Linked DNA regions of Mus musculus: region 1 is linked to region 2. The links are chromatin loops, found by intact Hi-C in ENCODE. Cell type or tissue: heart. All regions are shown on one strand.

What was found. Peaks named below come from ENCODE experiments on the same cell type or tissue, not always from the same donor. Only the 100,000 strongest peaks of a DNase experiment are listed, where the experiment ranks them.
Region 1: it touches region 2 in a loop (6-fold over the local background); 10 of 42 quality-filtered maps call a loop at or near these places.

The regions. Positions count from the first base shown.
Region 1 is chr12:85,597,024-85,601,023 of GRCm38, forward strand. It overlaps Jdp2 (Jun dimerization protein 2), which reads left to right and starts at 2,393. Exons shown (of 4, transcript NM_030887.2): 1 at 2,393-2,591. In heart, a CTCF peak has its summit at 1,846; DNase peaks (open chromatin) are centred at 1,278, 1,638, 2,288, 2,848 and 1 weaker place; H3K4me3 peaks cover 2,810 bases; H3K27ac peaks cover 2,225 bases.
Region 2 is chr12:85,529,748-85,533,747 of GRCm38, forward strand. All of the region lies in intron 1 of Gm32296 (a long non-coding RNA gene), which reads left to right. Among named protein-coding and RNA genes, the nearest start is that of Gm32296, 2.2 kb to the left of the region's middle. In heart, a CTCF peak has its summit at 2,084 (motif pointing right); DNase peaks (open chromatin) are centred at 3,014, 3,394 and 3,984.

The DNA.
Region 1 (4,000 bases), 67 kb after region 2:
CCATTGGTGTCTTGATTTCTCTCTATTTTTATTTGCATTAATATTATTATCAGTAAACATCTTTGCTCAGGTGGCATCTTCCAGTTTCAGGTCAGCTTCTGGTAGCCTCTCTCCCTGGCCAATCCAGAGAACTCCTAGTTTCCTCCACTTTATCTGGGGTCTGTGGTTATCTCTGAATCAGCCCGATGGCCCATGGATGTGCATCTTATTGGAAACTTGTTTGTTTGTTTGTTTTATTTAGTTGCAAGAGACAAGACACCTAATTCAGACTGCCTTAGCCTAGACCACTGTTTCCCTAAAAGCCTAAGGTAGATCAGTTGCATCAGGAGATTGCATGTTCGCCCAAAGGAGCCAGTTGTGGCCTTCCCTCCAGCCTTGCCCAGAAACAATGACTACACAGAGAGGTCTGGTAGGAAACGGTGTGGCTAGGAGGGAGGTCTGAGCTGTATTTGTATAGTATCCAATATAAAACTGGGTAACAACTATATCAAAATGGGGGAGCCTAATAGATATTGGGGAGATGAAAGGGAATAAAGACCCCTTAGTGCCCCCACGCCAATGCCTTTCCTGTAGCATATTTATTTTGTGGAGGAAGTAGTGACCCAGAAGGACACCTGTCACCTAGCCATGATCCAAAGTAGGCCTTGGAGAAGAGCAGCTTTAAGGACACATTTTCAATTATTAGGCCCTGCACAGAGATGAGTTTAGCGTTTTCAAAGTCCCACCAGAGGACACACAGAGGTTTAATGCTCCACCTGTTCCCTGTTTTCTTTCCCATAAACATCAGATCCTCATCTTAGGGGAGAAGCATCATGTGAGCCAGTTCCCCAGTCTCCAGCTTTGATCTCTGTGTGTTGTAAAGGTGCTGCTGGCTTTTCTGGGATGGAGAATCATGTCCTACAGGAGTGATTCACATTACCACGGAGTTTGTGGCGTGTGTTCCTTTGGAGTCTTTCTTTTTTTTCCTTTCATCAGTGTTGTGAGGGAAGTGGGCTGATGGTGGCGGGGAAGATGGACAGTGATGTCATTAGGGCTTGGTCTGTTTCTTTCCATTCACCTGTTCCCCCCTGCAGGAAGACTTACGGGTAAAATGGAGACCGATTCCTCCCTGCAGGCAGGCACGCACGTGGAGACCTGCTTGTCCGGCTTGGCGCGTGGACTTCCTTCCCTCCCTGTTGGTCTTTCGATCTCAGCATTTGTACTCTATGAAGACTTGAACTTTTTCTTTCACTTCCTTTCTTCTATGGGTGATGACCTGCTGTCTCTCTGAGAAGGAGGCCGAAGGTCACTGAGTGTCAACATTGCCACTCCTTTCTGATTTAAGAGGAAAGAGGGCGGGGGTCTGCCCCCCCCCCCAAGGGTATGGAGACCTGTGTGTGTCTATGTGTGTGTGCAAATAGTTCTCAGATGCCACACGCATTTCTGCCTGAGACAATCCGCCTTTGAGGGACTGTCATATTTTATCTAGAGTGTTCTTTACTATCTACTTCTGTAGCAGGGTGGGAAGAGAGCACGGAAGCTGGCCCTGGAGTCCTTGAGGAAGAAGGCCTTTGGAGGTTTGGCAGAAGTCAGGTAGGCTCACTGCTGCGTCCTGTCAAAGGGAGGCAAAAGCCTGCTGGAGTTGGGCAAAGAGCCCTGGCTCAAACTGGGCCAGCCACTGACAACAACGGTGGCCTCAGGGTGCAGTTCCACTTCAGGAGCTCGTTCATTCACCGCATGGCTTCAGGACGTCAGGACGCTTTGGTGGACAGTGGGTAGGGATTAAGGCTTCCAAACGCCTTAAACCCCCGCCCATGCTCCTCCGCGGAAAAACAAAACAAGCTTGCGAGATCCTGCAGCGTCCGAAGACACCACTGCGCGGAACCCTCGCTCTGGATTTGGGGGAGAGCGCACCGGACGGAGGAGGATGGTTCGGCGTGGGCTGAGCTGGAAGGGGTTCTCTGCTCATCCGGCCGCCGCCTTCGCGTCGCTGCCTCCCGGGCTGTGTAGCATTTTGGGGGTGGCGGCCGCAAGGCCGAGCAGGGGATGCGCTTACATAACCGCTCGCCGTGTCCTGCTGCCTCGCGCTCTCGGGAGCCGCGGGCGGGGCGCGCCGCCGGACCGCAATGCTGCCGGGACCAGCGCGGCGGGGCCCGGGCCGGCCCCGCAGGCGGAGGAGCGCGAGCATCGGCGGGAGGAGGGCGCCGGCGGCGGGGGAGGTGAAGGTCAGTGGGTGTGAAGCGGGCGATCCACACCCCCTCCTCCCCGTCCCCTCCTTCTCTTCCTCTCCGTCCCCCTCTGACGTGTGGAGCTGGCAGCTCGGCCGGTTCCGCATTCCCGACCCCTCCCCGCCACTCAGGGCCCGCTATATAGCCGGGGCTGATGCAACCCGTCCCGCCGCCCGCCACAGCCTGCGGGAGGGACACTCGGCGGCCGCGACGGGGGGCGCTGGCGGCAGCGGACGCTGCAGCGGCGGCGGCGGGGCTGGCGCCGCGGCGGCTCCCGGGCCGGGACGGGCCTGGGCAGCGGGCGGCAGCAGCGCGGAGTGGGCACCGCGCCTGCAGCAGGGTTCTGGGCCCGGGGCCGCCGCCTCCGCCAGCGGCTTCTGCACGGTGGGTTCACGGAGGGGGGAGGCGGGGCTGCGGGCACCTGGGGTGGCCTCCCCCGGAGTAGCTACCGCTGGGGCTCCCGCCACCCCAGGGCCGGAATACTCTATCGGATGGCTGCAGCCGCTGCCCACCGGTGGTTCCCCGGCTGGGCAGGACAGTCCTGTCTGTGGCCGGGACAGCGGGGCGCTCCCTCCTTGCTTTCCTTCCCCAGTGCTCTTGCTGGGAGGCTGTGCACAGACGGAGGAGAGGGCGGGGTGAGCGGGAGAAAACTGTGCCGGGGACTGCGGGGGACTCAAGGGGGCATGCACGCCCCAGACCTGCTGACAGGTCGCGCCTCAGCCTCTTCCGTAGCTCTCTTTGCAAGACCTGGAGGGGAGGGTATTGAGAAAGGCATCTAACCAACAGGGCTTCCTTCGCTTAAGAGCATTGCTGCGGCGGGCTCTGGCTGGGTTAGGAGGGAACCACGGGGCAGTCCCCAGTTCCCTTGGGATCCCGTCAGGCACATCAGGTTATATAAGAAGGTAAGCAGGCTTCTTTAGGTAACCTGCCCAGTTTAGAAGGCACTCTTCCTCCCCTCTTATCCAAGAAGGCTAGGCTTCCTGGACCCTTGGAGCGGCAGAAACAGGCTTTGCCTGGGTATCTGGAGGAGCTGGCAGGCCTGGGATGCCTTGACTCATTTGCAGAAATGGATGGGCCATTTGGGGATAGAGGTGGAGAGGCGGGTGCAAGAGGGGAATCAATCGACTATTTGAGTCAGCTCCCCCTAGAAGATTGTCCAGCCCTTATGTGTTGGAGTGGCACCTTCCAGGGGACTGTGGCACAGGTCTGTGTATTGTTAAATCTTGGGCCACTCTACCCAGGATCTTAATTCAGGCAGCATGGGAAACAGGCTCTGTACCACAGCTGGGTACCTGCCTGTCCCAAAGGCTGTTAGCAACTGTCTTCCTCGTCCCTCGACCTCACCCCCAAGTCTCCCCCACCCTCCAGGGTTTAAAAATCACCCCCTCTTGCTTTCCCTGCTTTTCAGCAAATCTGGCTGGCTTCAGCTTGGATGGCGGGCTTATCTTCCCGTGCAGGTTTCTAGGGAAGAGTTTAACCGGGGATCAGGTGTGAGCAGGGTTCTTTACAGAAACCTGAGGTCCGGGGATAGAAACAACTATTCTCCTGCCTCTAAGGCGCCAGAGGTTTCACTTTGCCTAAAGTAGTAGGGAGGATGGATTTCTCAAAGACTCCTCTGTTTCCCTTCCACGTTGGCTTCAGTTCAGAGGAGCTCTAGAATCTTCCTGAAGAGCTGGGTGCTGGGTGGTTTGAAAGGTTGCAGGAAGGACTGGGGGGAGATGGCCTCTGAACCTTTTGTCAATAAATTGGTTACAGTAATCTCCAAGGAGACAGGTCTATCATGGTGACGGTGT
Region 2 (4,000 bases):
TTTTTTTTTTTGTTCTTTTGGTTGTTCTGGTTGCAGAGGCAGATGCTTCATAGAATATCTGGTTAGAAGGGAAGGTGAAGCACGGTTGGGTAGCCTGTCTTTGCTTTGGTCTAGCAGAATTGCTATGTGTTGCTAGGCAGGAAGATTAGCGATCTCCTGCCTCTACCCATTTCCCTTAGTGATGGGGAAACCGAGACCTAGAGAGATGTAAGTTGCCCCAGATGAACTAGCTGGTTCAAGGAGACAGACTCAGGGCAAGTTCATGTTCTCACATCTGTGTCCTTCTCACCGTACTATGTGGATTATGGGGACGAGCAGAGGGACTCAGATCTCCAGGAAAAACATGTTGAAGTTGATTCAACAGTTTTAGTAGCATCCTGATGATTTCTCTGGTCATCCACAGAGTACCTAAAACACCGAGGCTATACTACCTGCCCTCCTCAGGACATGGACACTCTTACATTTTCCTGTTTGATATAAAGAAGGGATCGAAACTTTTCTTTCTTTGCTTTCTTCCTAGTTACTGTTTTTATAGTCTCCAGCACAGTTCATAGAACACAACAGAATTCTATTACTACTTACCGAAGGAGTGGATGCAGGCTCTTGGGAGCGACTTCCTGTAAAAGTTCTCTGCTGCCTTTGGAGTAGCACACGGGTGTGAGAGACCGCTCATGCATCAGCTGGTGCTCCGGCCCTGGGCAAGTTTCTTAACTTCTCTGGGCCTTAGTTTCTCCAAGTAATAGTTACTCTGGATGGTTGACTTGTGAAGTTGATAGAATTTAGATTCACTTTAAAGAGGACAGCACCACTCCCTGGACTCAGGTCATGGACTGAATTCTAGGGAGAAAATGGATTAGCGTTAGAATTTGTCGCTGTCTTTTCTGGGTGAAGATGTAAGGTGACTAGCCACCTCTTGCTCTCACTAACATTCCTTCCTTACCTCAGTGAACTGCATTGTCTGGAGTCATGAGCCCAAATAAGCCTTTGGCACCCTTAAGGTTGCTTTCTTTTGAGTCTTTTGTTGAAGCCGTGAGTCAAGTAACTAAGAAGCCCCACCCGCAGCATCAGATGCTCTTGGCTTCTTTTAAATTAAACTGGATAGTTCCTAAAGCACGCCTGCAATCTGTAATCCTGGGATTCCATTACTCACTGAAGGTTATAGAAAGTACCATGAAGGTTTCTAGATTGAGGTTCACGTGACAAAACTATCAGAGGCCACCATGCACTTAGACTTAGACCATGAGCTGACTTCTTCCTATGAGGCAGGCCCAGGTGGTTGCTGGTAGACACTGGAGTGCAGTCCTGGGGCACCTCTGAGGGTCAGCGGTGTATGTGAAAGTGATGCTTGTCAAGAGTGCAAAATAGTATCAGGCATGGCAACATCTGCCATCGCTAATTTAGATGCTCAAGACAAGGTCTCCCCTGGGACTTTTGGAAGGAGTATTGCTTTCCACTGACTTTGTATGGTAATGGAGAAACTGCTTGGAGAGCTCCAGGGTAATTAGTGGTAGGCTCCAGGTTAGACAGGCTTATAGTAACTCTTATCATCTACCTGTCTTTTTCTTTTTTTTTTCTTTTCCGTTTTAAAAGTTTACAAGTGCTCTATCTGTATGTACACCTGCATGCCAGAAGAGGGCATCAGATCTCATTATGGAGGGTTGTGAGCCACCATGTGTTTGCTGGGAATTGAACTCAGGACCTCAGGAAGAGCAGCCAGTGCTCTTAATCTATGAGCTATCTCTCCAGCCCCTGTCTGTTCCTTTACCAGGCTAATACAGAACACTAATTGATTGGTTGATTGATTAGTGAGAAGTGAAAACTAGACGCAGGTCGTTCTAGTTCCTTAAGACTCAAATAGTTCTTGAGGAAAATGAAACTACAGAGATGTGTAAACAGTCTCTGAATAAAATAAACCCACTTACCCAAGAATTTTACAAGCCAAACACCTCCAACATGCTAGGAAGCCCAACCAAACAGCATGGGTCTGAGAACACAGGTGACCTATTGTTTTCCAAAGATTTATTTCTATTTATTTTATGTGTATGAGCATTTTAATTCATACATGCAGTGCTCATGGAGGCCAGAAGAGGGCATCAGATTCCCTCCCTGAAACTGGAGTTAGAGACAATTGTCCCCCTCCATGGGTGCGTTGGGAACTGAAGCCCAGGCCTCTGCAAGAGCAGCAAGTGCTCTTAACTGCTGAGCCATCTTTCCAGACTACAGATGATCTCCAACACCCTCCCCCAGCTCATCCCCCAACTCCTGTTCTCTTATGTCAGTGTGAGAGTCCATGAGCCTTCAAGATCAACCCTTGTTTCTAGTGGTCAACCCAAGTGATATGGGAATGGTAAGCTTGGTGTCTGCTTTCTGGAATTCGAGAAGGAAATATGAAACTGATGCTTATTACACGTCTTTGAACTCTGGGAAAGCCAGTCAGCTGTGGTGAGACCTTCATAGCTCTCACAGTCCCCCTCTAGGGTACACCCCAATTCATCTGACATCCACTTATGGATCTGGTGATCCATATCATAATGCTTCCAGAACTTCCCAATAGTGCCATGAGCTGGGGACCAGACCTTCAACACATTGGCCTCTGGGAGATGCTCCAGGTCCAGCAGGACCCAGCTGTGCTGGGTGTAGGGATATTCCCCTTCCCTGTCTGCTGGGTGTGTGCCAACGTCTCCACACCATGGTTTGGGGGTTGTATGATGGATGCTCTCAACCCTTCATGGCTAGCCAGAAATGTTTTACCCGGAGAATCAGAACGACAACCCTTGCTCCTCTTCCCTGCAGTTGGCCTTCCCTCACTTAACAATCCAGGCTTCCATCCTTTCCCTCAGAACTGGTCTTTCTCTGCTGTCCAGGCAGTTCTTGAAAAGACTGCGCTAACTCAGAGCGATTACGTTGGGACTTGAAATAGATGTTTTTCCTGTCCCACATATGACATGGTGACTTCCTCAATAGAAACATCACTTCAAGAAGAACAGGACGTTCTTGTAGCAGAGCCAAGAAGGTCACATGACCAGACAGTTGGGGGCCTTTTGGGATCTTGTTTCCTCTTAAGTTGTTGGCAAGGGCTTGTCTGCGAAAGCCTGTTAGTGACAGATGCTGGCGAGCCCTCGTGAACTATTCCTTCCCAGAGTCAGTGCAGAGCACTCTCTGCAGGGTACAGAAGGCTAATGAATGAACGCTGGAAGGGGTGTTGGAGAAAATTCATGGGACATCTCTGGTGATCTCAGGGTGATGAACCTGGCAGGCAGGAGCTTCCTCATGTGACGACCAGGGAATCCCCATGACTGTTTTATCTCTGATTTCATGACACCCTTAAAGGAGGTCGTAAGGTTTGGACAAGCAGCCCAGTGTGCTGACTGGGGAATTCCTTGGCCTAGTCGGGAGCCAGCTGGAATGGAGAATGGGAAGCAGAGGGAAGAACTCGAGGTCAGCCAGAAGATAAAGGCGTGGATGAAGGATGAGTCTCAGCTCTGACACTAGCTCCAGATCCCCCAACCTCCTAGACACATGGTCAGAACTTATTGGGAAGTGACCAAGCATTACAGCGGAGAATCTGTGTAGCAGCAGGGCTTGGGGAACTGAGGAAGATCTTCAAGGGGCCCCACAGCAAGGGGAAATTAGCTGAGTCAGAAGCCAGTCAGAAGAACCTAAGCAGGAGAACTTGGTCTGTTGAGTTCAAGGAAGCTTCACACTGAAAAAAGAGTTGGGTGTTTTAAAACTGTGGCTTCCCAGTACCGTGAAAACCTTTGGTGGGCACCAGGTGATTCACATTTATTTAGTGAAATCTTCCAACAGCCTAAAGGCCAATGGGAGAATCCCCAGGCAGACTAGGAAACCCCTTCAGGGTACCAGCAGTTTTCTAGGGCCACCTGTTCTGGGTGCTCACAGAGAACAAACAAACACACAGTCAACCCTTACACCCAATGTATGTTTGAATCCTGCTCCCCATGGGGAAATATTAAGTAAAGAGTGGTGACCCAGGAGCTCC